4 separate regions of the Mus musculus genome follow, and all the other regions are linked to region 4. Evidence: chromatin loops called from intact Hi-C (ENCODE). Cell type or tissue: left cerebral cortex. All regions are shown on one strand. Region 1 overlaps Satb2 (special AT-rich sequence binding protein 2). Region 2 has its middle 70 kb from the start of 1700003I22Rik. Region 3 has its middle 230 kb from the start of 1700003I22Rik. Region 4 overlaps Gm32949 (a long non-coding RNA gene).

Region 1 (8,000 bases), 940 kb before region 4:
GACACCCATTTCACAGTTTTACTTGGGCCTTCTTTTATAAGAGTAAACTGAAGACCAGCGTCTGAGACCTAGCTTGGAGGGCACACAAGCCTCTCATTGCCATGGCACCGTGGCTGTTGGGAGTAGCAAGGCCTCCCGCTGTCCCACATTAACTCAGGTGGCTGTTTGAGAGTTGGTGTTTGCCAGCTGGCTGTTCCCAATCTTGAGGGATTCCTGAGGAATCAGAAGTCCTGATTTCATACAATCTGGAAAAGTGGTTCTGAATATTCCAAAGGATAAAATTGAGCACGCGTGCGGGTGAGACACTTGGAAGTCTCTCTGTTTCCTCAGAAGAATGGTCTCTTTTTTAAAATTTTTGGACAGAGAACCATATTTCAAATAGCTGACCAGATAAGTATTTCAGGAATGATGTTTCTTAAAAAGGTGGTGGTGGGGGGAGGGTTCTGCCAAGTAAGATAGCTTTAGAGACAGTTCAGCATAAAAGAAACTCCGTCGTGGAAGCACCAGCATTCATCCAACAGCAAACTCAATTGTTTGAGTTGCTACATACATTTAATGTATGTTTCCAGTGCAGCTATGGCTCTTGGCCAGATTTTACCTCCCCAAGACGTACACACGTCTTTGGGTTGTGAGAGATGAGAGAACAAAGCTTTCCCCACTCCCTTTCCTAAACTGTCATTTTGTTATTTTTCTCGGAGGGTTTGGGAGTTTTCAGGGTGCCTGAGGAGGCTAATGCCTCTCCAGGGCTTTCTGATCATGCAGAGATCAAATTAGTGAAGTTGTTGATTAAGAACTCTTAAGAACTGGAGGAGACTAAGAGCCCTGAAGCTTAGATATAGGTCCTCAGTCCTCCACTTCATTAGAAATTAACTTTAAATAGAACTCAAGCATCATCTAGTCCATTCCTACTTGCTGTGAATTGGCTGCAATCAGTTATTAAAGATAATGTTGACCACTACCCTGTATGCAGGGAAGTGAAGAGTCAAGGCTGCTGGGATAAAGCAAAGGAGGTGATCTGAAAACAAACAGCTGACCCAGAGGTTGTCGGTGAAATGGCCCTGGTTTGAAGACTACAGGGTGGGGGTGGGGGTAGGGGTGGGGGTGGGGGTGGGGCGCGTCTCCCTGTTACCCACACCCTGTCAGGCCTGGGGGCTCTGCAGCTCTAGCCAGAGGGAGGGTGGGAGGGTCCTCCTCATGCAAGAGGACAGGAGGGTGCAGGGTTAGGAAGGTCTTCTCTCCAGCAAGAGCAGACGAGACAAGATGCTGAGCTCTCTGTAGCTAGCGCAAGAAGACTTTCTAGACACAGTGACGAGTTCTACCATCGTAGTTTCACAAAGCCTGTGTTTTGCATGCGAGGGGTTCTACTGTGTCTGCTCACATGTAAGTGGGTTTCTGTGTGCTCTGTGCTTCATATGCACTACTTCTCGATATAGGCCTGTAAACCTTATTTCCGCATTTCCATTAAAAATGTGTGTTCTGAATTTTCAACTAACAGCTTAACAAATTACAGTTTGACTTGCCTGTTTCTTGTCTTAGAGTTGGGTCTTTCCCCCACCAATTTGAGTTGATTTCTATGTGGCATAAGCGTCTGACTTCATTCTTCTAGATATGAAGATCCAGTTTTCTGGAACATTTTTTAATGATTGATTGATTGGTTGGTTGGTTGGTTGTTTGGTTGGTTAATAGGGTCTCAGTACGTAGCTGGCCTTGAACTTATGAACCTCATCCCACTAAACTTCCATATCCCCATTGTGTTTTTTTGGTATCCTAGTTGAAATATCAGTTTTGTACGTTTGGATTTAGTTCCAAGCCCTCTGTTCTGTTCCTTCAGCCCATGCGTTTGTGTTTACAGCCACATTCTGAAATTCTGACTATTAGCTTTGTAACAAAAGTTGATTGTTGGAGGTGCTAGGGATCAACCTCTGGGCCCTGTGTGTGACAGGCAAGTGCTTTATCACTGAGATAGTGCCTCGGCTCCTGTAGTGTACTTTTAAATCAAGAAGTATGATGTCTCTGACTTTTGGCTCTTTAGGGGACTTTTGTAGTTCCTTACAAAAAGAGAATTCATCTCCATTTCTGTGAAGAATGTACATGGAATTTGTTTGTTTGCCTGTTTCCTGGTGCCAGAGATTGACTTGAGGTCTCACACATGTCAAGGAGGTTATCTACCACTGAGCTACACTCCCCACACCAACCATTGGGGTTTTGATCGGGATTATATGGAGTGTATCTATTGCCTTCAGTAGTGTAGATTTTAAAAATATGCTATAAGGTATCTCTTAAAGGCAAGATCTCCATATGGGAAAGTAAACTTACAAAATATCAATTGTTTTCTTTAGTTTCACTATTGGAGTTTCTTAGCCTTTATTCCTTATGCTGCATGAGACTAAACTGTTGCCATTTTGTATATATTCAAAAGAAATGATTTAACATTATTTTAAGGTCTCATCCTTGGGAGGGTGTTGGAAATAAATATGTGGCTGTGCTCATTTCTGTGGTATGGGAAGTGCCAGGAAGCACAGCCAAAAGGCAGATGACTCCTGGCTTTGTTGTGTCGCTTACCCTTAGCAGAAGTCGGCTAATACTGAGTGTGCTTTGCCTGTCCAGCAAGGCCTTTGGGACAGCTCATGGAAGTGGTCCTTGAAACCACAGTATGTGGACAGTGAGCACAGGATTGCCTCCACATCGGTGTGAGTCTCTGGTTGCCAGTCTTTCCTTCTTTTGACATAACCTGAAGGAATGCTGCGGAGCATCAGCAAACATTGCCCATGGGTTTGTTTTAATAGCAAGCTCATAATAAAGAATTGTCTTCCCAGCCCCCATCTGTTTTATGGTATAAAACTAGTTTTTGTTTATTTGGTCTTCTTGTTGTCTAATGGCATTGTTAACTAGATAACAATGGAAGTTGGTCACAGTATTCATAAATTTCTCAAAATTGGAATGTCATTTAAGTTGGTATTGGTATTTAACCCTTTTTTTCTTTCTGTATTTTGAGTTGACATGTTTTGCCTGTTTATGGTATGGTTCCTTTGGAAACTTGGGTGTGACTTTGAAGCTAATCTGGCTTCCCTGTTAAAGGGCCTTCTCTGAGGCTTGAGCCACGCCAAGGTTCTTCCAGAGAAGAACATGGGTATCTAGCAGTGCTTCCAGCCATGGAAACTGTTTTACGCGTTATTTTCCCAGGGCCAGGACAAGGAGGAGGAAGCAAGCTAAGTACCTAGGGTACACCACATGATTTAGCATCCACTGGCAGCCATACTCCCTTCAAATTGGGCACTACTTGTTAGCTTCCCTCCATATAGTCCTTGCTCTGACCTAGCACAAGTCTTACATATGCCCCTGCTTTCCTAGGTCCTGAAGGAAGTTTGCTAAGCATAAAGTTTAACACTTCTGCTAGAGTAAGAACCTGAAGTAGCCTGAAGTAAGGAGGTGGAAACATCACGGTTATTTATTGTTTAATATGGTAGTAAGGTACATTTTGCTATTAATAAGTTTCTGATATGAATGGAGACAACAAGGTTTCACACTTATTCTTTTGTACACATATGAATGGCTTTTCATGTATGTGTACCCATGTGTACATGTGTATGTGTATACATTTAAACAAAGCAGCAAAATAAACCTCCAGAGACTTGTGAAGTTGAGCACATTCCCATGGATTTGTGGCAGTAGAGGTGACACATTTTTATGCAATCCCTTCTAGATTTAAGCCCTGCACAGCAGAGGTTAAAGAATCATTTTAAAAAATTTTTTTCATTACTCTCAATTACAGACTCAATCTTTGTAAACACATCCATAGAAATGTGAAAGATATGCTTAAGGCAGCCCAGAGAAAGCTGAAAATTGATCCCCATGAGGACTCAGCTTAGGACTTAGTATACAATTGTGGACACTAGGAAAAGCAGCACTCACTCACTTCAAGCAAGGTAAAACGTAATTAACCTTGAACTGTAACCAAGTACTGAGTACATTCCTTTTTTCAGGTTTAGATGACATCCTCAGCAGAGACTCATTGAAGTCCTTGACAGGTCTCCCCCGTATTTAGCCTCTTATCTATTTCAGCTTTCTTGATTAGGTTATCTTGAATCATTAGGGGGGTTATTTATTTTAATAGACACTTATTGGATTCATGAAAAGAGAATTCAGTGACGAAGAAACAAGAGCAGAATACTATCTGGCTCATTTCACACTTGAGGAGAGTCTCAACCAGCTGAAGAGAAATCCTTCCACAGTTACACAAGTTTGTTTGGGGACTTTCTGTGCTTCCATTTAGAAAGCGAACTGTCTGTGGTTAATAATATGAATTTCCCTTTAAGAAACTCAGAAAACATTCCCTTTTGGTTGCATATGCTGACATTTTCTGTATTGAAGATGTGGGTGAGGAAATGGCCTGTTAGATTTCTGCAGCAAGAAGCTTGAGTCATTCCGAGGGACTGTTCATTTGCTGAGTTTCCCATTCATTAGAGTTCCTAGAGGGGCAGAAGGGTGGTGCAGCTTCCTGTTTAGTAGCTGGAGTTCACTCTCCAGCTCTCTCCCAGACACATCAGGAAGGGGGAACATCACCATGACAAGGTCCTCCCTTCTGGGATCTCCCAGCCTTCTTCCCTGGGGGACTGGAGGAGGTAACTTTACCTTCTTTTGCTGGAGACTAGAGCAAGATATGAGCCAAGAATACTTTTTGAAGCAAAATCCAGACTGACTTAAGACTTGCCACTCTTCTCCCTCTGCCTCCCCAGTGCTGGAATATTATTGCTTTGTTTCAAGAAGAGGACCTGATGAGTGGTGGAAGAGTCCTAACCAGTGTCTAGATACAGGAAAAATAGCAAAGTCATACACAGGCATTTCAGTACCATGGACAGGACTCCACGTTCTATGTCCTCTGGGGTCCCCTCCATCTCCTGTAGTACTTAGACTTAAACTTTAGAGATTGAATTCAAACTCATACCTGATGAGTACCCACTCAAGCTAGGCCTTGTTAGTGTTCTATAGATGCCTTGGTAATTTGAACATTCTCAGCCTGTGGTAGTTAGAAACTGAAATGGACATTGTCAGTTTCCATTTAGTTTTGATCCAGGGAAACTCTAAGGACCCCTATGTGAGCAGTAACAGAAAGTTCTCACCAGTGCCCACATAGAAGGTGCTCAAAAGGATAAGTCCAGCTTGTTAAGTGGTCAGTTTGGTGTTAGCGATGTATGTCATTCTTTTTAGACAACCCCCAACAGTACAGCTCGGGCAAAACATGCTTCACTCTCAGGTCATGTGCATTTTCTTTAATGTGCAACAGCATGGTCTCAATGTGCAAAAAAAGGTATCTAGGCTAAATGGTGTCTTTGACTGTGTCATATACTACCCCACCCCCCCAAGGACTCCTTGCTAAATAGAAAAAAGTGTGACAGGAAACCAAAGAAGAGTTGATTCTCTATCTTAACAGTCTAAATGCCTTCAGTAGCTCCCCGAGGCTATAGAACATGAAGATGAGATGTTCACATATTGAGATGGGCAAGAACCCAGATGCCCCTCAACAGAGGAATGGATACAAAAAATGTGGTACATTTACACAATGGAGTACTACTCAGCTATTAAAAAGAATGAATTTATGAAATTCCTAGGCAAATGGTTGGACCTGGAGGGCATCATCCTGAGTGAGGTAACCCAATCACAAAAGAACTCAAATGATATGTACTCACTGATAAGTGGATATTAGCCCAGAAGCTTAGTATACCCGAGATATAAGAGACAATTTGTAAAACACATGAAACTGAAGAAGAGCGAAGACCAAAGTGTGGACACTTTGCCCCTTCTTAGAATTGGAAACAATCACCCATGGAAGGAGTTACAGAGGCAAAGTTTGGAGCTGAGACAAAAAGGATGGACCATCTAGAGACTGCCATATCCAGGAATCCATCCCATAATTAGCCTCCAAACGATGACACCATTGCATACACTAGCAAGCGTTTGCTGAAAGGACCCTGATATAGCTGTCTCTTGTGAGACTAGGCCGGGGCCTAGCAAACACAGAAGTGGATGCTCACAGTCAGCTATTGGATGGATCATAGGGCCCCCAATGGAGGGGCTAGAGAAAGTAACCAAGGAGCTAAAGAGATCTGCAACCCTGTAGGTGCAACAATATTATGAACTAACCAGTAGCCTGGAGCTCTTGACTCTAGCTGCATATGTATCAAAAGATGGCCTAGCCGGCCATCACTGGAAAGAGAGGCCCATTGGTCGTGCAAACTTTATATGCCCCAGTACAGGGGAACGTCAGGGCCAAAAAGTGGGAGTGGGAGGGTAGGGGAGTGGGGGGGAGGGTATGGGGGACTTTTGGCATAGCATTGGAAATGTAATTGAGGAAAATACGTAATAAAAAAAAATCTGAAAAAAAAAAGAGAGATGGGCAAATAGACCTTGTCGTGGCTGCTTTTGGAAATTGGTGTTCCTCTTTAACAAACTGACTTTGAGGTGACAAAATAGTCCCCACATGCTACTTTCTGTATAACCCATCAAGAAGAGGCCAGCCAGCCCTATTGATGAAGGTACATCAGACACATCTACACCTAACATAACACTCATCACACAGTGAAAGAGTATGCAACGTGCTGGAGGCTCAGACAGGAGTGAGCAAAAAGTTTTCAAAGGAGATTAGGCGAAGCCAGGTGACAAGAGCCTTGAAGAACAGTATCTCCAGGGATTATTGATCTGGGCAGGAGGTATTACAGCTAAGAGGGTAGCATGGCAAAGCGAGGAGATGGTAATGTGCATTTACCAAATGTCTGCTGGGACTGAGTAATTCACTGTGTCTGGATAAAAAGGTTGCCTGGGGAATTGTTGAGGGATGGGGCAAGAAGCAGCAGTTTGTGGTCTTAACTGTCACCTCCTCTAGCGGTCTCCTTCCTGCAACTTAGCAATAAAACCCTCTTTTCTGAAAGATAAACGAGAGTTAACTTGTTTTCCAAAAAGAATTGGTGGGATATTTTTTCAAGTAGTACAGAGTCCTAATATATTTACATGATTTGCTTAGTAAATTCAGAATGGCATCCAACTCTCTGGGACATGTGGATTGTAAACAAAGGATACCTTGACCGCTGTGACTGTCACCTCACCTGCAGAGTTAGAGAGGGCCATCAGACTTGTTTTTGCTACCAAGGGAAATTTGCTTAAGAGGCTGAAGAGATGGCTAAAATATAATGTTAATAAAAACAGTTTGCTTATTTTCTGAGTGTTTAGGCACTCATTAACTGTTGGTTGCCAGGAATCAGTCTTTGAACTGCTGCCCCCTCACTGGGTCCCACTGTAAAGATGCAGTCTCTGGAATCATATTCATGGGCTCTGTGTATATTTTCAATATGTAGGTTCTAGTGCTCTCTGGAAGTTTTTAAACTTTTTAAAACTCATTTTGGACACACCAATGTTTAAAGCAAAAAGCATAGAACTAATGCTGCTGTGTCCTGTACCAGCCTTACCCCTTAATGCTGACATTGTCCATCACCGTAGGGAAATTTTATAGCAGTGCAATTAGCAAAACCAGGAAATTAGCAGTTCTCCCATGGACAGTGTGATCCCGTTGCCTTAGTTCTTCTGCTCACATCTTTTTTCTTGGATGCCCAGATCTGTTTGGTGACTTTTATTAGTCTTTACTCTGCGATTCTTCCTCCGTCTTTTATGGCTGTGCCACATCTGAAGAGTACTGACTGATTATTGCATCAAGCTTATCTTGGTTTTGATTTGTGTGCTTTTTTTTTCTTTTTTTTCCTTTTTTTTTTTCATCATTTGTCTGAGGTTATGCATTTGGGCCAAGACCACTTTCTGAATGACAGTCTGCCCATTGTGGTATTTCATGTGACAGTCTGCCTTTTTGTGGTACGTATTGTGACAGTCATGGTGTCAATATAGCTTCAGTAGTGAAGCTGGCCTTGACCAATTGGTACTTCCTTACATGTCTACTAGCCAATTGGTCAAGGTCATTTCTTCTTTGTATTTTTGAACTCTGACAGCTAATTACT
Region 2 (8,000 bases), 190 kb before region 4:
GTAGACACTACCATATCCGGGGATCCATCCCATAATCAGCTTCCAAATGCTGACACCATTGCATACACTAGCAAGATTATGCTGAAAGGACCCTGATATAGCTGTCTCTTGTCAGAGTATGCCTGGGCCTAGCAAACATAGAAGTGGATGCTCACAGTCGGCTATTGGATGGATCACATGGCCCCCAATGAAGGAGCTAGAGAAAGTACCAAAGAAGCTAAAGGGATCTGCAACCCTATAGGTGGAACAACATTATGAACTAACCAGTACCCCGGAGCTCTTGACTCTAGCTGCATATGCATCAAAAGATGGCCTAGTCGGCCATCACTGGAAAGAGAGGCCCATTGGACACGCAAACTTTATATGCCCCAGTACAGGGGAACGCCAGGGCCATAAAAGGGGAGTGGGTGGGTAGGGGAGAGGGGGTGGGTGGCTATGGGGGACTTTTGGTATAGCATTGCAAATGTAAATGAGCGAAATACCTAATAAAAAATGGAAAAAAAAAAAAAAGAAAAAAAAAAAAAAAAAAAAAAGATGGCCTAGTCGGCCATCACTGGAAAGAGAGGCCCATTGGACTTGCAAACTTTATATGCCCCAGTACAGGGGAACGCCAGGGCCAAAAAAAATGGGAGTGGGTGGGTAGGGGAGTGAGGGGGGAGGGTATGGGGGACTTTTGGGATAGCATTGGAAATGTAATTGAGGAAAATACGTAATAAATAAATAAATAAATGAATAAATAAAAAAAAAAAATAAAGTTTGTCTGTGAGATATCAAGGGAAAACTTTGCAAAGTAAAGCTAAAACAGCGCCCTGGGGAATTAGGTCAGGAGAACCAATTGTTGTATATTTTTCTTGGGTGGAGGAGTGGGTGGGAGAGTGTGTGGGGGACTTTTGGAATAGCATTGGAGATGCAAATGAAATAAATACCCAATAAAATAAATAAATTAAATAAATAAATAAATAAATAAATAAATAAGATAAAGGCATGAAAGCCAGAACACAATTATTAGAGGAAAATGTTATCTGGCCAAATGATGTCTTTACTCATACTCAAGGTAAAGTGCAAAGACTAGCCATTCGTTGGCTTGCAGTTTCTAATATTGAGTCAATGACTCACTCTCTGCTCTTATATTTAAACTTTTCATTTTAGGCCAAGACAAAACATGATGGTTGTAGTGGCTATTCCTGGTTGTCAACTTGACAATATTTGGAATGAACTACAATCCGGAATTGGAAGGCTCATCAGTGACCCTTATCTGGAGGCTTGGAGATCCTTATCTGTATCTTGGTTTGAAGATCTTGAGCCATAGTGGCTATGGATTCCAGAAGATTGAATCTCCGAGTTTAAGGAACACACCTTTAATCTGGGCTATGCCTTTCATCTGGAATTAAAGGTGTGGTGGAACACACCTTTAATCTGGGCTACACCTTCTGCTGGAGACAATATAAGGACATTGGAAGAAGGGAGTCTAGCTCTTGCTCTTGCTCCTTCGCCTGCTTGCTGCGTGAGACTGAGTAACTGCTAGATCCTTGGACTTCCATTCACAGCTGCGACTGAACAATTGTTGGGAATTGGGCTGCCGACTGTAAGTAATCAATAAATTCCTTTACTATCTAGAGACTATCCATAAGTTCTGTGACTCTAGAGAACCCTGACTAATACAATGGTTATTTATAAATTTCTACATGGAATAGCATACACTATGAGAGGAGAGAATATACTGACTACTTTCCCCTTTCCCACATTCCACATGATCTATAAAGGACTTAATACACATCCACTCATAAAATATGTTACACACAAATAAAATATTAGACTGATACCTAAACCACACAACAATCCAACAAAGAAAGAGACTTTCAGACCAATTTCCTTTATGAATATCGATGCAAAACTACTCAATAAGATTCTCATAAACAGAATCCAAGAACACATCATCAGTCTAGTGTGCAGACAGATGACTCTTACACCACCCCTCAATGTTTTTAACGATTCACAAATGCCTTGAAGAAATTGCACAACAATCATGATTGCTTGCTGCCTCCATGCACCCCAACTCTCAAAAGTGTGACCTTAGCCATGACAGTGGGTCTTTGCCTATACCTCTTCCCAGCTGAGCCAGAGAAGGAACCCTTTCACTGACTTCTCGTTAGAGGAACTGTTGTGAATGATGTTTATGGGGCCCAAACTGTGATTTCTGCAAACCCAATCTGCTTGTATGAAGATAGTAGGAATAAACACTCTTTTTGAGCTGCTTGGAGATACTTTAGCTTCCTGGCCTAGTATTGCAACATTGGGCATGATACTATATTCCCCTTCTTGCCTCCTTTTGATATCCATCATTAGTTGAGTAGGCTGAGATAGTAAACTGAAGAAGTAATGCAAGAGATGAGGGCAGGACTCTGGTGGTATAGACATGGGAATGGCTGCAATGCTGTTGAAAAAGTAGACAGCATTATCCATAAATAAAGCAGGGACTCATGAGAGAAGGTAGCAGCAGAGACAGACTTAGTTAAAGAGTCATGGCAACAGCCAGTAATAGGAATAGCTAATAGGACAATAGCAAAGGCTGGTGACAAATGAGGTTGTAGCTAGCAGTGGCAGCCATTGCAGCAACCATAGCAACGAGAAGCCATATTATGTTTTGGAGTTCAGTCATTTCAGGGGTGGGAAAAAGTAAGGAAGCCCAGAACACCTAACTTAAAAACGTAGAAGCTTGCTAGTTGCTGAACAACTTGTAGAGAGTGATGTCAGGAATTAAGGGCCAAGAAAGTCTCAGACATCTAAGCCCAAGAGCTGTAACAGAAGCCATGCTCAATGGCTGGAAAAATCCCAACACATAGGTCTGGTGATAGAAATTCTAGCCAATAGCAAGGGCTGGGAATCCCAGTTTTCCTAGATTGACACTAAAGTCATAAGGCAGGTTACCGTGTAGCTCAGGGTCCCAGTACCCCAGTGTTGCACAAGACCTGTTACAGTGCTACCTGCCACAGGGATAAGGGTCACCCTGCTGTTCTAGGCTGTCTGCCCATGCTGTCCACTGATGGTTGAAGTCAAGTGTTACAAAAGCTGCTAAGGATCTGAGCTAGAAGAGCTTCTCCTCACCCACCCGTGACCTCATTGTGATAGAACACAGGATCCCGGCCAGCAGACTAGTACTAGTAGCACTGTCCTCATTTTGAGGCCACTCCCAGGAACTCAGCCTTCCGGTCTGGGTCTGCTCCTTCATGTGGGAGCAGAAGCAGCTGAAGGGGAAGCAGCAATGGCAAGGCTCAGAACACACCCACACAATTGCTTCCCTGCTCCTGAACATCAGCTGTTGAGCGGGGGAATGAAGCCAGAATTATCACCAGCTGTTTCCCAAGCTGTTTTGGCAGCAATTCATAAAAGAATAGACTCCCCAGGCATATTCTTGAGTAATGTTACCAAAGCAGAAGCACTGTCTCCAGAAATATACAATACAGAAAAGAGACAAGTGGGCTCCACTTTTTACCTTCCAATCTGCATGCCACTCTCTACCAAACTCCTAATCTAGGATTTATGTTAGTCACCAACACTTGAACTGCCTTCTTTTGCTTTCTCTGTGAATTTTGATGCCTCCTCTTTCTTATTAACTAAATCCAACTAGAACTGGTTTTGACATGTCATGCTGGATCTAGGAGCAAGGAGTCAGACAATTAAAGCAGCTGGAATTTTTTTTCCATTGTAGCTTTGGTTAATTACTACACCATAATTTACTTTGAAGGTTATCAGAGAGAAGTTCTCCCAAACAGTAAATGGTAGGTCAGATTTCAGAATTATCTGTTCCCTAAAATTGGTTCCCTATATGTAGCTTAGAGAAAATAAGAGAGGAGATTCAGCCTGTGATACAAATGATAGCTGAAGTTTCTTACTAGAGCCAATGAAAACAAGAAATGGAGTTGATGATGATGTTTTAAGTATGTGCACACATCTACACACATTGCTACCTACATTGTACCTCAGAATTTGTACAGACTTGGTAGAAAGTCCCTTAAGATCATAGCAAAAATAATTATTGTTCATTGGACAGAATATGAGTTCATTTAGAAACATGTCACATGGACTCTTACAACAAAGAATATTTGGAAATGAGCTGTGTTTAACAAGGAAGAAAGTCGAGTAAAATTTCCATACCAAAAGTTTATTGAGAAGTCAGAGCTAAAGGAAATGCTACTTACTCTCATTTTCCTTTGAGGGTTTTTCCAAAAACACTCAAGATATCTCACATGTTTCAGTGCATGACTGCTTTCTTGCCAAATCTAACTTGAAACATTATATTCTAAATATACATGTCACATAATCATGAATATCCTTTCCTTACTTGAATGAGGTCTGGCCAAACATTTTCCTGGCAGTTGTTATAACTATAAGAATACACTAGGATATTATGAAGCCAGCCAAAAATTAGTAGGCTAACTGCCATGTAAGAATATGAAGATATTTATTTGATCAATATTAACAGGCTTTATGAGACAGTCAGTATAGCATAGACATTAATTTTCTAGCATTTTTCAATCTTCTTACTGATAGAAAAAGAAAGAAAACTTCAGTCTGGCAAAGTACCACTATAAAGTTAATTAATCTCTTTATTTTATCTAATAAGGAAGAAGAAATCTCAACATGTAAAAATAAAAAGGAAAAGTACATTCATATTCAGTAGCAACACATTAGGGTTTCATTAAACAAACAAAAAATATCTGTTCTCCTCTGACTATGTCACTTACCTCAGGATGGTGATGTTCTTCACATGAATGCCATTTATTCCTGTCAGGTGCCTTACTGTACCAGCTCTGACCTCCACTCTACGGCTCAATCCACGCTCCATGAACTCACATCCCTTCCTTACTCTCAAGAAGGACAGAAAGAGTTAAGTCTATGCATGGTGTAGCAATGGGCTACAGTTTTTTCTTTTGTAAACTGCCATTTATCAGACTGAAAAAAAATGCCTCTTTTTTTTTCTCTTAGAATTTTTCCCTCATCATGAATGGATATTAAATTTTGTCAGAAGATTTTTTTCTGCATCAACTGAAATGATCATATGTTTCTTTTCTTTCAGTCTGTCAGCAGAGTGAATTCAGCAGATTGTGTTGATTCATTTTCAAAAGTTAATACAATCTTGTATATTTAGGGTAAGTCCTACCTGGCCATGTATTATAGGCTATGCTGTTGAGTCAGGTTTAGTATTTTCCATTGATGTTCACAGGGATACTGGCCCATGGTTTCTTTATGACACAGGTGTCTCTTTAGCTTGGTTATTAGGGTACAGCTTGTCTTGTGAAATCAGGTGGAAGCTCTTTCCACTTTGTATTGGTAAAATTCTGCTGCCAGATAAGGTACAAAAACTGTGGGTAAGATTATACTCCTGCTGAGTCTTAAGCTCCGGATACTGCACGGCTTTAATCAGAGATACCGCAAGGCTCTTCCCCTCTCCATTCTTTACTGCTTCTCTGCTCTGCTTTCCTCTTTTGGTGGCATTTGTTTCTACAGTCTCTGCTGCTTTACTCTTTTCTCTTCAGCAGCTTTCCCCTTCCCATTCTTTACAACCCTTCCCTAACGGATAAGCATTCGTACTAGATTTCTTCACAGAATTCACTGTAGGCCTGGTTGGCTAATGGGCTATATAGCTTTCCAACTCTTAGTCAAGAGTTATTTGTTCTACAACTGAGGCGATAATCAGCTTGACTCTATTCAATATCTGATATGTTATAAGCTCTCTCCATTTCATTATGGAACACATATCATTTACAGCCTAGGTAAACTTTAGGGTTTATGTGATGTTGTGGCTTCAATATGTAAGGTTCCAATAAGCCTGGGTGTCTGAACACTTGTTCTTCAGTGAGTGGCACTGTTTTTGAAAAGTTACAGAACATGTACAGATTAGAGACTTATTAGAGGAAGTGTGTCACTAGTGTCAAGTGACTGGCCCAACTCCCTGGGTTATCTATCTGCTTCCTGACTCTGTGTGATCAGCTAGCCTCCACCCCCTTTGGTCATGATTTCCCCACCATGATAGTATGTACTCTGGAGCTTTAAGTCAGAATAAGCCCTTCATTCTTTGCATTAATTCTTCTCTGATATATCGTCACAATTGTGAGAAAGGTAACTAATACCTTTCTGGGCAGCTGTTTCTAGTCCCAAGTTGTCCTCCTATCAAGCTCCTCTCCATGTTGCTCCCTTCTGCCCAATACCCTGCCTCAGGTCTAGCAATTGTGGTCAGACCTAACTCAATCTTCTCAATATGCAGAGAATATGGGATTTTATGGGGTTCCTTCTGTACTCCTACAGTCAGCAGCCATTTACTATCGTGTCTAGTCAAGTTCACTCTTGAGTGTCCTGCCCTCCGGTCACCTTATACAGCAATTCCAGAAGTATGATTTTTAAAACACTATCCTTACAATCCCAATGTGATGAAACTTGTTCAATTGGACAGTGTATTAATTTTAAAATAATATTATATTAATGTACTCAAAGCTTGACTAAAAGCTAATTTCATTGGGTCAAAAAGTATTAGAAGAAATTACAAAGAAAGTGCACATTAGTGAATGTCTAGAAGCCAGCTATCAAATGATAATAACCAAGCTCATTTTCCTAGGAAAAATATTAGTTTTAATAATCATCTTTCCCTAAATTCAAATGAGAAGTGGACATAACAAAGGTCTGTGAATATGTTAACATTTACATGAAGCTTAGATGTCCAGCTTTTAATGTTGAACAAGTTTTATAACTAATGAGATGCAAGAATCTTTTAGTTACTAATTATAATTATTTACACTGTTAGGTAATGAACTAGATAATCAAATAATTGATCTCACTTTAATTTTTTATTTTTATAAATATTGATCTCAGTGAAAATTTCCTATCTTTTATTGGACTATGACTAAAAGATACAAACCTTTACTCAATTTCAATGGAACATTTGAAACAGCATTTCCAAGGTCACTAAAAAGTACAAATTTTTTTTGTGTCTAAGATCAATGCTACTGAGAGTCATGTCAAATTTATTTTAATGTGTCAGCTTAAAGTGGTGGAATGTTTTGAATAAATTAGACAAGTTGAATACTTGGTCGCTAAAAACTGGGCTTTCCTTGCTCTAAAATTTTCTGTATATCATGAAAGAACACTGTTCTCTTCCTGCTACTGGGAGGAGAATCTCTATGAACGTGAATTGATATTTATTTTTAGAATATAAAGTTGAAAAGAAGTCAGTATATAATAGTTCCCATATGGAAGAGATGGCATTAAGTGTCATATTTAAATCGCATGTAATATTATTCTTATTTGCATTTATTTCACAATAGTTAGGCATTAATTTCCTCAAAATGACAACTGACATTCTTTTTGTGTTCAGTAAAATTCCTTAAAACCTGTGAGTTTCATTCTCTCTCTCTCTCTCTCTCTCTCTCTCTCTCTCTCTCTCTCTCTCTTTCACTATAACTGTGCTGTATTGCAAGTGCACTATAATCTGGCTAACCCCCCATCACTTAACAAGTTTAACCTAAATTACAGGAAAGCAATTTAACCTACAAAGAAAATTTAACTTGCAGATACTCCAGACATGAGATCATCTAGGGGCCATGAGCAGATCCTTGGAGTTTGGCTAGCAGTACAAATTACAAATGTACCATGCCTCACACATGAACCCATGGAGTCAATCAAGAGCAAGATGAATTTCTTACCAGAACATACGCTCAAGAACCCTACTGAAGTTTGAACCCTGGGGCCTCAATATGTTTTCTGGTTGACTGCAAGTTAATGAGACATTAAATGTTATTGATGACAATGTAGTAGCCAGGATAACTCTCACACAATGCTTTTTTATCTACTTATAGAATTCACTATCCAACATTATTTCATCTCATATATTGGCCACCTATATGATATTTAATATGCTCCTGTAATTAATATTCTTTCTCATACCACCCCTATGAAGATCATTGTGATGTCTGCTCTCAGTCCTTTAACTCAGATGCATTCTGATG
Region 3 (8,000 bases), 350 kb before region 4:
TAGCAGTTTCCTGTCCTTAACGAGCTAAGCAGGAGTTTGAGTGGTGATTGCATTTTCTTTAGTGCAGTTGTTTTCTTCTTTTATAAAAATATGATTTTCAAGATATGATTTAGTGGGGGGATTTAGGAACTATTATTATTCTGCACTGGAAGGACCTAACATCAATGGAGTCAGAGACTGCATTGGGAATCACACAGGTACTTTGATACACAAGGCCATTGAAAATGGGGGCGGGGGGATAAAAACAAAACAAAAAAACAGTTAAAGCCTGGTGAAATAATTTTTCTGAATTCCTCTATGCAAGAAAGTAGCCTCAAGTCCTATAGAGAATAGTTCATTAAAATCACGTTTTTCAATTTCTCCCTAAGATGGCTGGCCACTCAGGGAGCTATTTCATAGCAGGAGAGTTCTTAGAGTTGTGTGGGTCTTAATGGGTTATTTTGATTTTGTTTTTTTGGGGGGGTTGTTTGTTTGTTTTTATTTTTTGTTTGGTTGGGTTTTTCTGTTTTGTTTTGTTTTCTGTTTTGTTTTCTGTTTTTTGTTTTGTTTTTTCAAACAGGCTCCGGTGGCAGGGACTACCTTTCTGTTTCTTCTTGCCTTCCTGTGTATAGGTTAAAGTTTGAAGAGATAATGCCAAGGTCTGTTTTTCATTTAAAAAAAAAAGTAAATCCCAAGAAAAGCTACTTTATTACTTTATTTTAATCCACATATAGACCATAATTCTTGCTTTAGAAAGTAAACATTTAAGCATGACATTGTTGTAGTGTATAAAGCTTAGATATAAAAGTTATTTTTAAGTTTATTAATTATTCATAATAGTTAATGCTCGTGTATTTGATTCTCAAGAGAAAGAAAGTAAAAGGAAGCAAATGAATTGATACCCTGAACAAATAAATAAACAGAAACAGTAAAATAACAAAATCTTGGTGAATCTTTTAAACCTTAAGTATAGATTTATATTTTATATTTTAACTATGAAGCTTCAGTAAGATTGTTGTGTTGTGAGGCAGTATGATAAGCTATTTCTGTTTATCATTCACCTGAGTTAACTCACATGACCTGAGGTCATGTCTCTAAGACCATTACGACATGAAGTCCTTGAAAAACGTGTACTCAGAAATCAAATGACAGGCCAGAGTCTTGTAGCTTGGGGAGAGAATGATATCACATCCTCTAACAGCAAGCAGCTGGCTTCACACACAGCATGCAACACTTCTGACACAACTTTTGCATACTCTCATTCATACAATCATAACTTTCCAAAGACTACGGAAAAATAATTCATTTTAATTGACAACAACAACAACAACAACAACAACAAAAACCCCAAAGACTTCAAAAAATTCAGTTTCGTCAAAATTCTGTGTCAGGATGGTGGGGTAGAAGTCTGCACACTGCCTGTTTCAGGGAAAGAACCATTAGGAACTCCCTTAACTTAAAATATCAGCATTATTAACCATACAACTACTAAAGGTTATAGCCTCTGTTTCCAACTCGTTATAAACTACCAGAATCCTTTTGTCACTGTTGCTACCTGTTTACCCTTTTCACATGCTTTTGAAGTATATCAAATTTAATCAAAATTAAGCTTTAAGATGGGTTTGGTTTTGTATATGTGAATATCAGAAAAAGAGATAGATAGAATGAAGAAACATAGCAAAGATTTTCCCAACTAAATATATTTGTACATATAAATAAATAGACATGAGTGGCACTCCCTGCATAAATGATGTTGCATTTAAAAACAAAACTAGAATTTTAAAAGCTAATAGTTTATAGTAACTGTGTTTAATAATCCACTAGTAAAAGAAGAAAATAAGTTGTCTCTGTGGAATATGCAAACTGCCAGCAAATTATTTTCTAAATATCCTTAACTGAGATCTTTTAAAATAAAATTTCCAACTAAGTTCAAAAACTGTGCACATCGGAGTAAAGCTTACGATAACTTTCCTTGAGTTTGTGAAAAACAACAATTTTGGTTTCCGAAGGCCACCCATCCTTTTGCTCACAGCCCCCTCATATTGTAAATGAAATATTCACATCCGGATGTGCCCGCCGTTCCACCGTTGGCCTATTCTGCCACTGCTGCTCACACAAACCCCACAGTTGTGTTCCCAAGTCCTTTCCATGCACTTCTGCTCTGTGTGCATGGAGGGGGGGTGTCTCCTCCACTTACTCATTAAGCAAGGAAGTGAAACTCTGAGTTCTATAGAATATAAAATTAGACATTGTCCCTGCCCAGTGGGCTCACAGTATCTCCAAATTTGCTGTAAAATATGTCTACATATTGCATAACAGATGCACTCCAAGTGCTAAATGTCTGGAGATAAATCTATTATTGACTTCATCCTCTCAACCTTTCCAATTCCCTTTATCATTTGTCAGCATATATGATTTGTATATGCCGAGGCAGATTGGGAATTGTAGACCAGCTCTTTGGTTATGTTTTAAAGAGGCACCACATTTCAAATTGGCTATGACAGACTTTGGTCCTGCACATCAAACACATTAATAACCCCCTTTCCCCTGGCCATGGCTGCTTATCGCTCTGCACTGAAGCAATAAGCAGGCCTGCAAATATATTCTATCGCATTAGAACTACTTCTGCCTTCGTAAATAAAACTCTGTCCTCTTAAAAACATTCTCTGGTTTGCCTTTAAGAATAGTTCTCCCTTTCTTGTGGGGAAGAGGACAGCTCTTGAGGGACACATAGGTAAGACTAGAAAAGAAAGTTTCATCATAACTATGTGTGTTGTAGTGTGTTTGCTTTTCAAAAGCTTGCATGTGTGTGAATGTACCTTTGCAAGGGAAGGTTTATATTTCAATACACATATGATATATGCAATTTTTGAATTTAAATATATGATAACATTGCTTTCCTAGTAGTTTATTGCTATCACCTGTGCATTTATGGGAGGGCTAATGCCTTCCAGAGATGTAGGCGAATATCTGAATCTATGAGGAAGTACCTTTTTAGTACAATTAATGATAAAATCCCATAATTTGCTCTCCTGCTAATTTAAAGTCTATGAATAAAATAGGCAACATTCCTTCAGAGTGTACAGTTAAACATGCGAGTTTTTAGCCTATATAAATGTAACATTGGTCATATTTTTGAAAATAATGATTTTACTTTTAGTCTTAAAAATAAAGCAAGAAAACATAAAATTGAAGTGCCCCTTTCTTCTTTTTGTATTTTGTTTGCGTCTGAATTGTTTCTTCATTTCAAATGACTCTTTAAAACACATTTGGCAGTCAGTTCCCCTCGTCATTCAAAGAGTTTGTGACAAGGGAGAAGCTGGCTAGATACCATCGGTCCTTTTAAAATGTATTAGTCTTTAACCGCCTGTCTTCTCCTCTAAATTTTAAGGATATATATTTGCTTAATGAATTTATTATGAACCTACTACTGCATACTTTAACATATCTCAAGGTTTAATAAGACCTTGTCGCCATGATGGGAATTAGCTTATTTGCTCAAGCTTTGCCACTTTTACCCCAGTGGACTTACATGGACAAATGCAACTCACTATGAAGAATGAGTCATATGTATATATATATATATATATAATTTTGGTTGTAAGCCTAGCATTTAATGCCTGAGACATCTCTACAGCCTAAAGAATTAGTCTTTTCTACAGTGGACTTTGTCACTAAACTCATGGCAAAGTTGTCTTTTGCTTTATATGTAAGTCCCCGGGAAGAAGGAAGCAGACTTTGATGTTGTTTTACTCTTGTGATACACTTTATGTTCCTAGACTTTCCATCTCAGCAGTATGGCTTGGCCACTGAGACACCAGCACTTGGTGATCTATTTCCTAAGTCTTTCCTCTGCTAATAGCTGTTCACCAGAGTACAGGTTGCATTTGCAAACTTAGCTTTTTGAACTGACAGGATATTCTTTTAAAGCCATAAGACCATATTATATGAGGGTGATTTCTAGCTTCTGCAGACATGAGGAATCTTGGTGAGCTCTGATTTACCGTGATTTCACTTTAACCACACAGAGCATCTATAGAAATAAAACCTTTGTGGTAACTTTGTTTCCTTCCACTTCACTTGGAACCCTCATCTCAAAACTGCTGTGGAAAGGGCAAGGTTCTCTCCCTCGTTCAGAAATGTTGACACTGTCTCGAGGGCAGTGGGTGGAAGAAGAAGTATAATGGGAGGTGACAACCAGAGACCCATGTAGCAGTTCTTGGCTCATAGAGATGGAGTAATGCTCATGGACTGGGAGGAGACTAAAAAGCAGTGGGAACGTCAACAGCGTGGCAACACTGTAGTGAGAGAACAGATCACAATGTACAAGTGTGGGATACTAAAGACACATAAAAGTTTGAGATTTAGAATGAATAGAGCACTTAGTAATTGAGTGGTTGCACTATGAAAAATAAAGAAATTACTCTGTAGCAATCAGAGTCCATTCATTCAAAAAATGTCTGAAAAGTTGCTGTATATTGGACATTAGACATGTTCTAAGGGTGAAATGATAATTGGCAAGTCATATGCACTCCCTTGTGTAACTTTAGACCTAAAAGATGAACACCGATAAGGTAGTAACTTCATTGTCTGTAATGAACCAGTGCTAGGCAGCCAATGTATTATTGATAGTGAAAGATGGATTAATGAATTTGAAGTTTACAGTGTCATGTCTATCAAACCATCATGTCACATGCCTTGACTATAGTCAACCTATTTACCAATTATTTACCTTAGAATAAAATATACATTCCCAAGTACAACAGTAAGATGGCAAGGTGATAGGAGGGCAGATCAGAAGGAAATGGCTTTGTCTATGGACCCTGAAGGAGTTTCAGTGAAACTCGAAGAATAAACAGACGATACAAACTGTCCCTGTCAACATTAAAGGGCCCAGGCATTAAAACCAACATAGGTTTTGGGGTTGGGATTATGGACTTCCTAAAAGAAAATTAATTGTTTTCTGTATCTGAAATGACTGTTAATTCACCACTGCATATGCTATTCGTATCTCACAATATAACACTCGCAGGCAGTAGTTTTACTATGTATCTATAAACTTCAGTTTTCAGTTTAAAATCTCAGATGTTTCCATTTGCATTTAGCTAAAAATTGGCAAGAAGATTGTCATCTCTGATCCAACTTTTTTAATGGAAAACTAATTTTGATTTATGGGGTGGCAAAAATATAAACATTTTAGATAAATCTTTTGCCAATTTCTAGATTAAAAAAACAGTTTTAACTGTTAACTTTGGCCTTTTGAAGGATTATTTTTAACTGAACATGTCAATGTTTTTACCCTACACTGCTTTTTCTTTGTCAGTTCACACAGTAGTACCTTGCTCTGTTTCACAGTCCATGACTCGCTTCTGAGACCCATTCCCAGCAGCAATGTTACAGTCTGAACCCCAGGTCTCCACACCATCAGCCTGTGCTCAGGCAAAAGTAGGCTCATTCCTAGGTCTTTATAGAAAATGTAGACATGCTTTTAAAATAAACATGATAATCATTTTTGTTTTTAATAAAATCCAATAAGGACACGTATGCCTGCGGCTTCAGGATCTCATCAGTGAGCCTTGTTTGTCTCGGGGACCTTAGTAATAGAAGGAAACAGCCTCTTTAGGGGCTACCAGCACTATCCAAGATCAGAACATCCAAGTTTGCTAAGCCCCCAAAGCAAAACTAAATTGGTTCCAACAGAACCTCTGACTTATAACCTTCTTTTCCTACACAATTCAGTTTTATGGAATAAACAGACAATAATGAAGATAACCCTGCATCTTTAAGCAAACTGACCCTTCTGCTTTTATCTCTCATAGCACATAACACTGTGGTCTTTCCCTTAAAGCATTCCCAAACTTTATATTGTAGTCTCACTTAATTATTAGCTCTTATCTTAAAGATGTATTAATATTTTAATGAGTAATAACTGATAACAGTTGACCTATTTTAGAGGCCAGTTCAGTAAGAATATGTTAATAATTCTGCTCACTGCAGAAAAGTATTGATTATTTTGAAGAATAATTTAAATTGAATTAGAATTCACATGAAATATAATGGTTAATCTTTTTCTCAAGTTCCATTAACTTATGGTTTTATATATTTCACTCTTTCAATTGTATGCTATATTCCTCAGATATAATTTTAAGATTCAGAAATGTTTTATGTATTGACATATGTAGACATATACAAGTCCTTCTCTGGCTATTTTGGAATGTAAAATACATTATTATTAATCATAATCTGCTTCCAGTATAATAGAAGACATATAATGATTTTACCACTTTATACTTGTTTAAAATTATATAGACATGTAAATGTGTTTAGATGCTATATATGTATGTATGTATGTGCATATACACTATGCTACATATATTATACATGTGCATAACTATGTATTTATATTATATATGTATATATAATTTTTTAACAAATTAGAAATAGAATATCACTTCATTTTTTAAACTAGTATTAAAACTCAAGTACACAACTCTCTGCCGGCATCATAGACAGAAATACTATACATAGTACAAAGTTTAACAAATTTAAGTATACATTTTAACCTTTTTTTAACAAATGTATTGTCTTGTGATCACCATAAAATTCAGGCTGTAAGTCACCTCTGCCAATCCAGTCTCTTTGTACCCATCATAATCAGTTTCTTACATCCTGCATCATTAGTTTTGTCCTGTTCTTGGGTATTGTTTGCTGCATATTCTAAGCTGTTGTCTTTATACACCAAAACTGTATGGTCCTCAACATAAAGGAATGAATTGTCCAAGAGAAGATAGGGTTTGAAAATTAAACAGAATGACTCCGCAAGCATATAGACGCAGTACATATTAGGCTTTGCATCAGCAGGCTGGAAAGAAATGAGGATGGACAGTACTGTGTAGGTGAGTTTCTCTGAAGTCTCTCTTGTTTCTTTCAGTGTACACACCCTAGTTGTGATCATTAAGGTGAATGGTGTAGATGTGACCAAACAGTGCAAAGACACTGTGTCCTATGTTTTATGCTACACCCCTCAGACACACTGAGAATTATCTCATGCTTACATCTATCTTGGCGTTTCTTTCTAATCTTCCTATTTCATTCATAATTCCACTATGTAGTAAGGCTGTTTGCACGTTAGGCAAAACAGCTTTGGCCATCCAGACTGGGCTGCAGTGGCATGTTACTGACCCGCCCAGATGCCTGGGCATCGCTTAGAAGTGGGTGTGGGAGGGATTGAGCAGGACAGCATGGTTATATGCATTTGCATAATCACCATGACTTCAATACTCAGCAGCAACCCTCACACCGTAGTTATTCCATAAAGATCTGTTGGATAAGTGCAGTACTGACTCATCTGTAAACTGGATCTGAGGCGCAATGTGCACTGCTTAGGTAACAATATGTCGAACACCAGCAAGGTGGCCGACACACAGTAGGTGAACACAGCTACGACATTTATTGCCACAATCACTAGAGTAGTTTGCAAATTAGAAGTCTAAATTAATTATCCAGATGATCCAAAATGGCACTTTTTCACTTGTCTCATTCTCTGTTTTTCTTGGACTCAGGGAACTGAGTTAATTGAATGGCTGCATATATAATACTCCACAGCCGCACTTCCTACTTCTCAATTACTGAGTGATTGACAAACATATCCTTTAAAGCCTTTTTTTTCCAGTTTCACAGATTTTAATGAAATCTCTAAGTCAGCTTGTTCTTCTGCCTGTAGCCATCTCCATAGATTTTTGTAAAACCAAATTTCTTGATGAATCACAAGGAGGAAAGAGGAGAGGAGGGAAGCATGAAAGGAGGAAGGAGGAAAGAGGAGAGGAGGGAAGCATGAAAGGAGGAAGGAGGAAAGAGGAGAGGAGGGAAGCATGAAAGGAGGAAGGAGGGAAGAGGAGAGGAGGGAAGCATGAAAGGAGGAAGGAGGGAAGAGGAAGCATGAAAGGAGGAAGGAGGGAAGAGGAAGCATGAAAGGAGGAAGGAGGGAAGAGGAAGCATGAAAGGAGGAAGGAGGGAAGAGG
Region 4 (8,000 bases):
CCAGCTATCATCCCCAAACACACAGTGTTGTAATGGAGAGTTATAAACAGTAATAGTTAACCAGTGTCCTGGATTTTCTCATTTAATTGTATTGCATCGGAAAATACCCGATGACAAAGCACAAACTGACAAGAGTCTAGACTTGAGTGTTTAGGGAACCAACTTTTCCAGTGGGAACAACAAGACCTGGAGAGGAGGAAGTTCTAAACCACACCTATAACTGGTAGCTGAATCAGCCTGTGGTTTGGGCTTCATGCTATTTATTGTTTGCCGGCAGGATATGGACCACCACAACACTAACAGTGTGGTGACCAGCATGCAGTCTTTCAACAGCTGAGGAGAACAAATCACTTGTGTTAGCCATGGACTTCACACAGAAAACCTGCCTGAAGCAGGGGAAATGCCTTTGGAATCCACACTTATTGTGCACAGCTAAAATCTACAGGATTATTATTAACATTAAATGAAATAAAATGCATGGAAATACTTCATAAATTATAAGATAACATAATGGGACCATAAATAATTTGTTCAAGTACCTGACCCTACAATATAACACTATCTCATTTGGCCTTTCAAAGTCTTTCAAAGACTCTATTGTCTTGTTTGTTTGTTTGTTTGTTTTGTTTTTGAGACAGGGTTTCTCTGTATAGCCCTAGCTGTCTTGGAACTCACTCTGTAGACCAAGCTGGCCTGGAACTCAGAAATCCACCTGCCTCTGCCTCCCAAGTGCTAAGATTAAAGGCATGTGACACCACGGCCCGGCTTGTATTTCCTCATGAAAATTTTCATAGACTAGCACATCAAAAGTTGTATTTTAAGTCTTTTCCCCACTGATATGTAGAAGTATAAAGCCATCAAGAAATATTACCTCTCCCATTGAGCGCAGAGATTACTGAGAGCAATGTAATTATTGATGAGTACAAAGGAGGAGGTAACAATGACAGAATTCCAGGAAACAGAAGACTTGGACATCAGAGCTCTCCTGAAAAATCTGAATCCATGTTCCTGACATCATCACCCAGTTTGCTTCAAGCTAATCAAAAATAAATTCTAAGAACAGTGCAGTCAATATCAAAATCAAACTACCGGCTAAATATGTCCTGTAATAACCCGAAGCCAGCATAGTATGCAGGGAACTGGAAGGTTGCCCTATACACTCTAAGGTCACTAACTCTTCAGCAGCTTATTTATTTAGTATATGTATATGTGCCTGAGCATATGTATGAGCATCACATGCATGCAAGGGCCTATGGAGGCCAGGAAAAGGGAATTGGATCTCCTGGAAGTAGAGTTACAAGCAGTTACCAGTCATCTTGTGGGTACTAGGAACCAAACCTGGGTCCGCAAGAATATCAAGTACTGAGAACCACTCAGCCCTCTCTAGCTCCTCTGCCTATTTAATGCTGATTTCACCCACTAGCATTCACAGCTGTTCCATGAGAGACTAGAAACACCATGCACACCTAACTCAGGATCACCTGTGTTTGTTTCAACTCTTTCTTAGATACCTTATTAGTTGGAAAAAACTTCTAAAATATTTTTTTAGGTTGTAATAAAATTACGTCATTTCTTCCTTCTCTTTCCTCACTAAAAACCCTCCAACATATTCCCTTCTCTTGCTCTTTTTTAAACTATGGCCTTTTTTTTTTTTTCTTAAATGTTAAGATACACACACACACACACACACACATATATATATATAGTCCTAAACACATATATAGTCCTAATACATAAAGTCCTAAATACATATATTTCATATATATACATATATATATTCCTGATATAGATCTATTCCTAAATATATACATTCCATATATATATGTGTGTGTGTATGTATATATATATATATATATATATATATATTCCTAATATATAAATACAACCCACCCAGTCTTATACATAGTGTTACTTGTATGAGTGTTCGGTGATGCTGACTCCTTGGTGGTGAGTGCTCAGTTGGTGAGGTCTTCTGTAGAGAAGACTCCTTCTCCCACTCTCAGCATTCATTACTTCCCTAGAGTTCTTTGTGAAGATTGAGGCTTCCAGAACTTTCCTCCATCCACTTTAGGATATCTACTGGTACCATGAGTATTCAGGTCTTGTTCAGGTAGCCATGTTGTTGAGACTTTATGAGTATAAGTTTTGACATTTTCAGAGACACAATCTCCCAGCAAACTCCATTCCTCTGGCTCTTAAAATCGTTCCACTTCCTCTTCTGCAATGATCCATGAAACTCAGTTACAGCAGTGTAAATGTATCACTTGGGACTGGGCTCCTCAACTCTGCATTTTAATCTCTTGATAGTCACTGCAATGGTCAAGCAATAAAAGCTTCGTTATTGAGTGGTGAGAGCTCCACTTATCTATAAGAACAAACCTTGAGAATATAGGAGAAAGTATGCACCAAGCTCTTACAGTTGCCTCAAGTTTCTTTCAGAATCTTTGGCATGCTTAAAATTGGAGGACAAAAAAATACTCATTTGCTTGGTAGAAGATATAAGAGCAATTTCATCCATTCAACACATGTGGACCTACTGTACATTAAATATTGTCCTACTAACCCAGATGCAAAACTGATTCCTTTCAGTGGGCAAAGGACTTGTTAATTGGATCTTTAAGAAGTTGTGTAGTCTTTGAAATAAAGCAAAATAAGGGCCCTTGTCTAGCAAGCCCTTCGGGCCTTTCTGCTTTCCATTGTCTTTCAGCCACTTTACATCTCTTCAGGTTTCAGGGACTTAGCAATGCAAAGCATTCTGTCCCACAAGAACACAAACCTGGTGTGTCCTGAAGAAAACAATCCCATCACCCATTGCTCTTTAAATACTGGCCAACCTTGCCTTATTTGCAAACCCACATCAGTCTTCTTTATTTGCCTGTTTGTGTGACTGTGAATTTGAATTTTCCTTCAAGCAGGTTGTAACATCCTACTGCTTCCCTCATTAATTAATGAATTAAATAAAATCTTTAACACATGTTCACTTTATGTCTGTATGAGAATCATAATTATACCTTTTTTAAAAAAAATTATCCTCTAACCGTTTATAATAGCTGTTCATTACGGGACCACCTACCTCAAAATAATATACTTGGGAAGAAACCATAAATTGTTTCTAAAGCCCTTCCAGTGCAAAGCATTAACTGCAGAGAATGGTGTCTTCCTAATACTCTGTGGTATTTTAAGGCCCATTTGATAAGGCTTCAAAGCGCCCTCCACTCTGAGCCCAGATAGAATGAGAGAGCTGAGCTGTCTGTGGGGGGAAAATTCCATGTTTTTTTTTTTTCTTTAAAGAAATAATAAACTGCATTGTTGTAACTCAGTGTAAGGAGATTGGAGGAAGGCACTAGAGAAGGATGCCAGAAGCTACTCATATCGTTCTTTAAAATGGAAATTCGCCGTCTGCTGCCTCACATGGACAAAATACAGAACTATTTTTCACAGCTTGTTCACTGAACAGATTATTGTAGAAAAAAAAAAAAAAACTTTTACATTTTCTGCAGATTCCCAAATCTTAGTCAAAAAACTCTTGGCAATTTTTAGCAGTGAAACAGATTTCACTTTCAGATTGAGATACTCCATTTAGCAGTAGTCAGATGATCTTCCAAATAAATATAGACTCGTTTCACTCTTCATTTTCTTTAAAAAAAAAAAAATGTTTTCATGAGGTGTCTTGGAGGAAACTTGCACTTATTTGGTTTTCCCAAAAGCTAAAGGAAAGAAAACTCAAAGGTCTAAAAACCACAGCTAAACAAAAAAGAGAATGTTACACTGAAACTGTCATTACAAATAATGTGTGCTCATCACAGCACAAATAAATAAATAACCGTGCGAAGCTCTAGAATTAACAGTAAAAATACTACAGCCTTTTCTTCCCTAAATCTCAGCTCCCCAAAATATTACTAAACAGACGTGTATGTGTTCAGTACGCTCTAACAGACAGCAATATGTTGAGATGTTTCACACAAAGAGGTCTCTGGGCCGCCGCTTCTCTCTCCCTAGATTAGATTTCTCACTCAGGTATCAACCAAAACTGCACTCAGGAGCTTGCTACCAGGACAATGTTCTTCTCCTCTACCAATGTTTACTGCTAGAGAAAATCAAGAGGTATATCAATTGAATACAAATCCAATCTGTCAATAAAATGTGTGAGTAATATTCATACAATCCTATGTTGAAGATCATCATTTATAAACTTCATTCTTCTTTTTCAAATTTCTAAATTTTGCCAAAGGCAAAAGGTATCTTTCCACAAAAGACACACACACACACACACACACACACACACACACGCACCACACACACATGCACGTGCACTGTGTGTGAGAGAGAGAGACAGAGACAGAGACATCATAGAGAAAGTCCAGAAATACTGATTATGCCTTTGTTTTCATATTATAAAAATATATTAGTAGCAAAAGATGTCCATTTAATTCCAAATTATAATTATTGCTATTTTTAGCAAGGGATTTTTTTGGTGGTGGTGGTGTTTTTTGTTTTGTTTTTATTTTTGTTTTCTGTTTTTGTTGTTGTTGTTAATTTGTTGAAAGGTCATTAAAGATATTACTGCAGTGTGGAATGCAAGGCAAAGGGAAAGAAAGCTGGAGATGTCACATGCTGTTAAGAGCATTCTATTATTCTTCTAATGACAATTTTCCTATCTGGGAAGGGATCCATTCTGCCCAGTTCCAAAAGCCACATTTCCATGGCAATGTGACATGAGAACACGCTTGGTTTTGAATCCACTCTGACTCACTGAGGAGCTCCAAGGGGCAAATGGGGGAGATTCCTTTCAGATCCTCTTCTTCCACAAATATTAAATAATAAAATTCCTCTTTATGGAATGTTTTCTTATTAGAAATTAAACAAAAAAAAGTCTGAAAAGTCAATAAAACTACCACATCAAGATGGTGACGTATGAAACTATAAAATTTCATGTGACAAGACCAAGTTTTTGGCTCCATGGCGACAGCTGAATGAAGCCAGGCCTCTCTGCTTTTGTAGTTTCGTGAGGATTTTGTTTTTATAGCATTATCCAAATACTGGAGGGTGCTGGATCTGAGAGCAAAATGTAAAAGCTTAACGTTCAAAGTTGGGTGGGTTTTTTTTTTCAAACTAAAAAATACTATTTGAAATGAACCTAATTTTTTTGAAATTATAAGTCAAATGAATAAGAATATCAGACCTATCTTACAAACATTATTGCAACAACTAAGGTTGTTTTTTTATTTTATAAAATTATTACCAACCTATATGCCTTTTAAAAATAGTCTTATGACAAAGTATGCTATGAAACTCAAGATGATTAAAGTTCAGGCACTAGGAAGAATTTGGAACTAAGAGGGATGTCACACACCTCCATCCCTAGCTGCATGCAGGCCCAATGGTGAACCTTCCCATGGTTTTGGAGGTGAGCCAGCGTCTGGGGCAGAAAGGAGAGGAAAGAGGCATGACAAGAGTGGGGGAGGAGACAGCAGCAGCTGCTTCGAGTTTTCTCAGCATAATAAAGTCAAAAGAACACAAATACATGAAGAGAATTACGAGCTGAAATATTTTTACATCATTCAGAAATTAATCCCAAATTCTGATCTTTTCATATGAGACACATCTGAGAGCTCATCATATCAGGAAAAACATTAACTTCATATTAGCTTAACCAATAATAATAGTTATTTCTATTAAAACAATAGTAGCTACTGCATTGGTATTAAAATAACAGCCATTCCTAAGATTAAATAATCTTTCCTAGAACTTGTATCTAATCTTTGAGTTTACCTTTAGAAACATATTTGAAGCTGGTTACTAGCTTCAGCTGCTGGAGCCTGCTCCCTAGTCTAATCTCCAGACCTGTTCAAGCCTGCCCGCCCTAATAGCCTCTGCTCTCCTGGCTTAGGCTTCCAGAGTCATCCCCACACGATCTCACTGTCAAGCAGCCATATCAGGCCCTCTTTCAGAGAATCTTTCATTGAATGAATTAGTAAAGTACACAGAGACAAAAAAAAAATTATTTTAGAACAGTCTTAGAGACAAGAACCCACAAGGGAAAGGTTTAAGCCAATCTGCTGCAGCTAGAATTCAGCTAGCTCAGTCCACAGGTCCCCAGTTGACAGCCAGCCACAGCTTGCCAGCAAATGAAGAAGACAGTAATAAAATGGAGACATCAGTAGCCAACGCTGTAACACCACAAACCCTAGAGGTTTTGAGTGGCAGGTATAGAGGTGAGCAAGTGTGGGCTTCACAGTAAACTTGCAACCACGAAGTGGTAAAGTCCGTCTTCAGGGGCTGTGGAAGACAGTTTTCACATTCATTTGTATGAGGACTGAAGGTAAGAACTGGGGAGGATAGCTGCTTAGTGGGGTTAAAGCAGTGAATTCTCCACCACGTTTGTCACCTGTCCCTTTGCCCTGCTCACCTTTCTCCTTTCCTACACCAGGCTTCCTCCTTGCTGTCTGGCTAAGCTTGTACATTGCCCTGACCTAGATGCTATGCACTCGATTGCTGGGGCCTTTCCTCATTGCCTTGACATTTTAATGATGACTTTATATGGTTTTCGCTGTTACAAAGTGGAGTAAGCAAGAACTGGGAATTCTCGTGTTCTCCGGGGAGACATTTGTGGCAAGCCTCCTGTGAGGGGATAGATTGCCCACACTTCTTGCTGTTTCTTTGGCTCTCTTCATTCCTGCTTGTCTTTGGTCTTGTTTTGATATGGGGGGGGGTGTCTTTCTTTGGAATCCCCACCATTATTCAGTGATCATGGCCTTTCTACAGCTCCCGTTTGTATTGGTAGAACATAAAAATCTCACTGACGATTGCATTGCTCTGCATGGCCACTTACTAGGCACATTCTTCTCTAGACAGACTTTAATGGACTCCTGTGTAGGTGTCAAAATGTATAATTTTTTTTTAATAAAGCTGGGCATATGACACAGGTAGGCAATACAGGAACAATTAGCTGAAACAAAAACATGTGGAAAGAAGGAATTCAAAGCATATCTTACCCATCAACCCGCAACTCCCTAACTTTTACACAAGAGGACACATATTGCTCAAGGGCTCACTACAGCTAGTAACCCTAATCCTAACTTTTAAAATAGAATCCGATTCCCGGTCCAATTACCCCAAGGGCCTATTTTCATGTGAATCTTTAGTTTTATTGTCTCAACAAAGTAGGACGAACATGCTTGCACTAGATTGGTGGTCAGTCCCCCTTGGGAGGACTTCCTTTATCATGTCCCTGACATTGCATAGTTTAGTGCAGCGAATGGGGGCTGTGCAGCATGATGTCAGGTACAGCTAAGGGTTGATAATTTTTACGAAATTTGGTGTAAACCTGGATTATTTTTTATTTAGATTTTTATTCCTTCAGGATTGAAAAAAAAAATCATTTTGCATGAGCTTGTATCCCAGTATCCCAGGAGGGAATATAAAGGGCCTCTCTTTGTCCTTTTTTTTTTCAAAAGTTATCATTTTTAATTCTTTGTCTCTGAAGAACCTGTTGGTGCCACCCTGACCTTGCTCACAGGGGATGGTAGAGTGCTACAGAGGTACTTTCTTAAATAAACTATACCACCTACTGTTCACTGGCATTCTGAGGGATACAGTAAACTGAATGTGGAGGGTGCTCCCATATAAAGTTTACAGTAATTCGAACCTCCACCTTCTAGGGCAACATGAGTTTTTGCACTTAGAAAGGATTTCTGGGTCATCTGATTGATATCAACTCTATCAAAATTAGCAGAGATCAAAGGACTAACTGTCTCAAGAGTCCTGATGCTCATTAAAAGCTTCCTTTGACTTCCTGGTGGTGCCAATGGCTTAGATTCTGTAACTTGGCCCCTTTAATTAACCTGAGTATTGAAACCATGCTTTGCTATGAAGATATAATTTCTGTCTTTACCAAAATGATGAAAAGAAAGTGATTAATAACTAAGACTTAAAAAATCCTTTCCCCAGGTTTAACTCCTTTTTAAGAATCTTAACTCCATGTATGAATCAGAAGAAAT

What was found. Hi-C counts contacts between places; a loop is a spot of excess contacts. Peaks named below come from ENCODE experiments on the same cell type or tissue, not always from the same donor. Only the 100,000 strongest peaks of a DNase experiment are listed, where the experiment ranks them.
Region 1: it touches region 4 in a loop (5-fold over the local background); 2 of 42 quality-filtered maps call a loop at or near these places.
Region 2: it touches region 4 in a loop (5-fold over the local background); 3 of 42 quality-filtered maps call a loop at or near these places.
Region 3: a loop joins it to region 4, with 11 times the contacts of the local background. A loop is called at or near these places in 6 of 42 quality-filtered maps.

The regions. Positions count from the first base shown.
Region 1 is chr1:56,835,950-56,843,949 of GRCm38, reverse strand. All of the region lies in intron 9 of Satb2 (special AT-rich sequence binding protein 2), which reads left to right. Among named protein-coding and RNA genes, the nearest start is that of Gm51624, 45 kb to the left of the region's middle. In left cerebral cortex, a CTCF peak has its summit at 4,462; no DNase peak of the experiment used is centred here; H3K27ac peaks cover 461 bases.
Region 2 is chr1:56,084,891-56,092,890 of GRCm38, reverse strand. No RefSeq gene overlaps it. Among named protein-coding and RNA genes, the nearest start is that of 1700003I22Rik, 70 kb to the right of the region's middle. In left cerebral cortex, no CTCF peak of the experiment used is centred here; DNase peaks (open chromatin) are centred at 3,333 and 4,281; H3K27ac peaks cover 974 bases.
Region 3 is chr1:56,241,773-56,249,772 of GRCm38, reverse strand. No RefSeq gene overlaps it. Among named protein-coding and RNA genes, the nearest start is that of 1700003I22Rik, 230 kb to the right of the region's middle. In left cerebral cortex, no CTCF peak of the experiment used is centred here; DNase peaks (open chromatin) are centred at 4,160, 4,885, 5,453, 7,257 and 3 more places; H3K27ac peaks cover 6,104 bases.
Region 4 is chr1:55,895,651-55,903,650 of GRCm38, reverse strand. All of the region lies in intron 1 of Gm32949 (a long non-coding RNA gene), which reads right to left. Among named protein-coding and RNA genes, the nearest start is that of Gm32949, 11 kb to the right of the region's middle. In left cerebral cortex, a CTCF peak has its summit at 3,424; DNase peaks (open chromatin) are centred at 6,548, 7,120, 7,630, 7,718 and 5 more places; H3K4me3 peaks cover 1,888 bases; H3K27ac peaks cover 4,705 bases.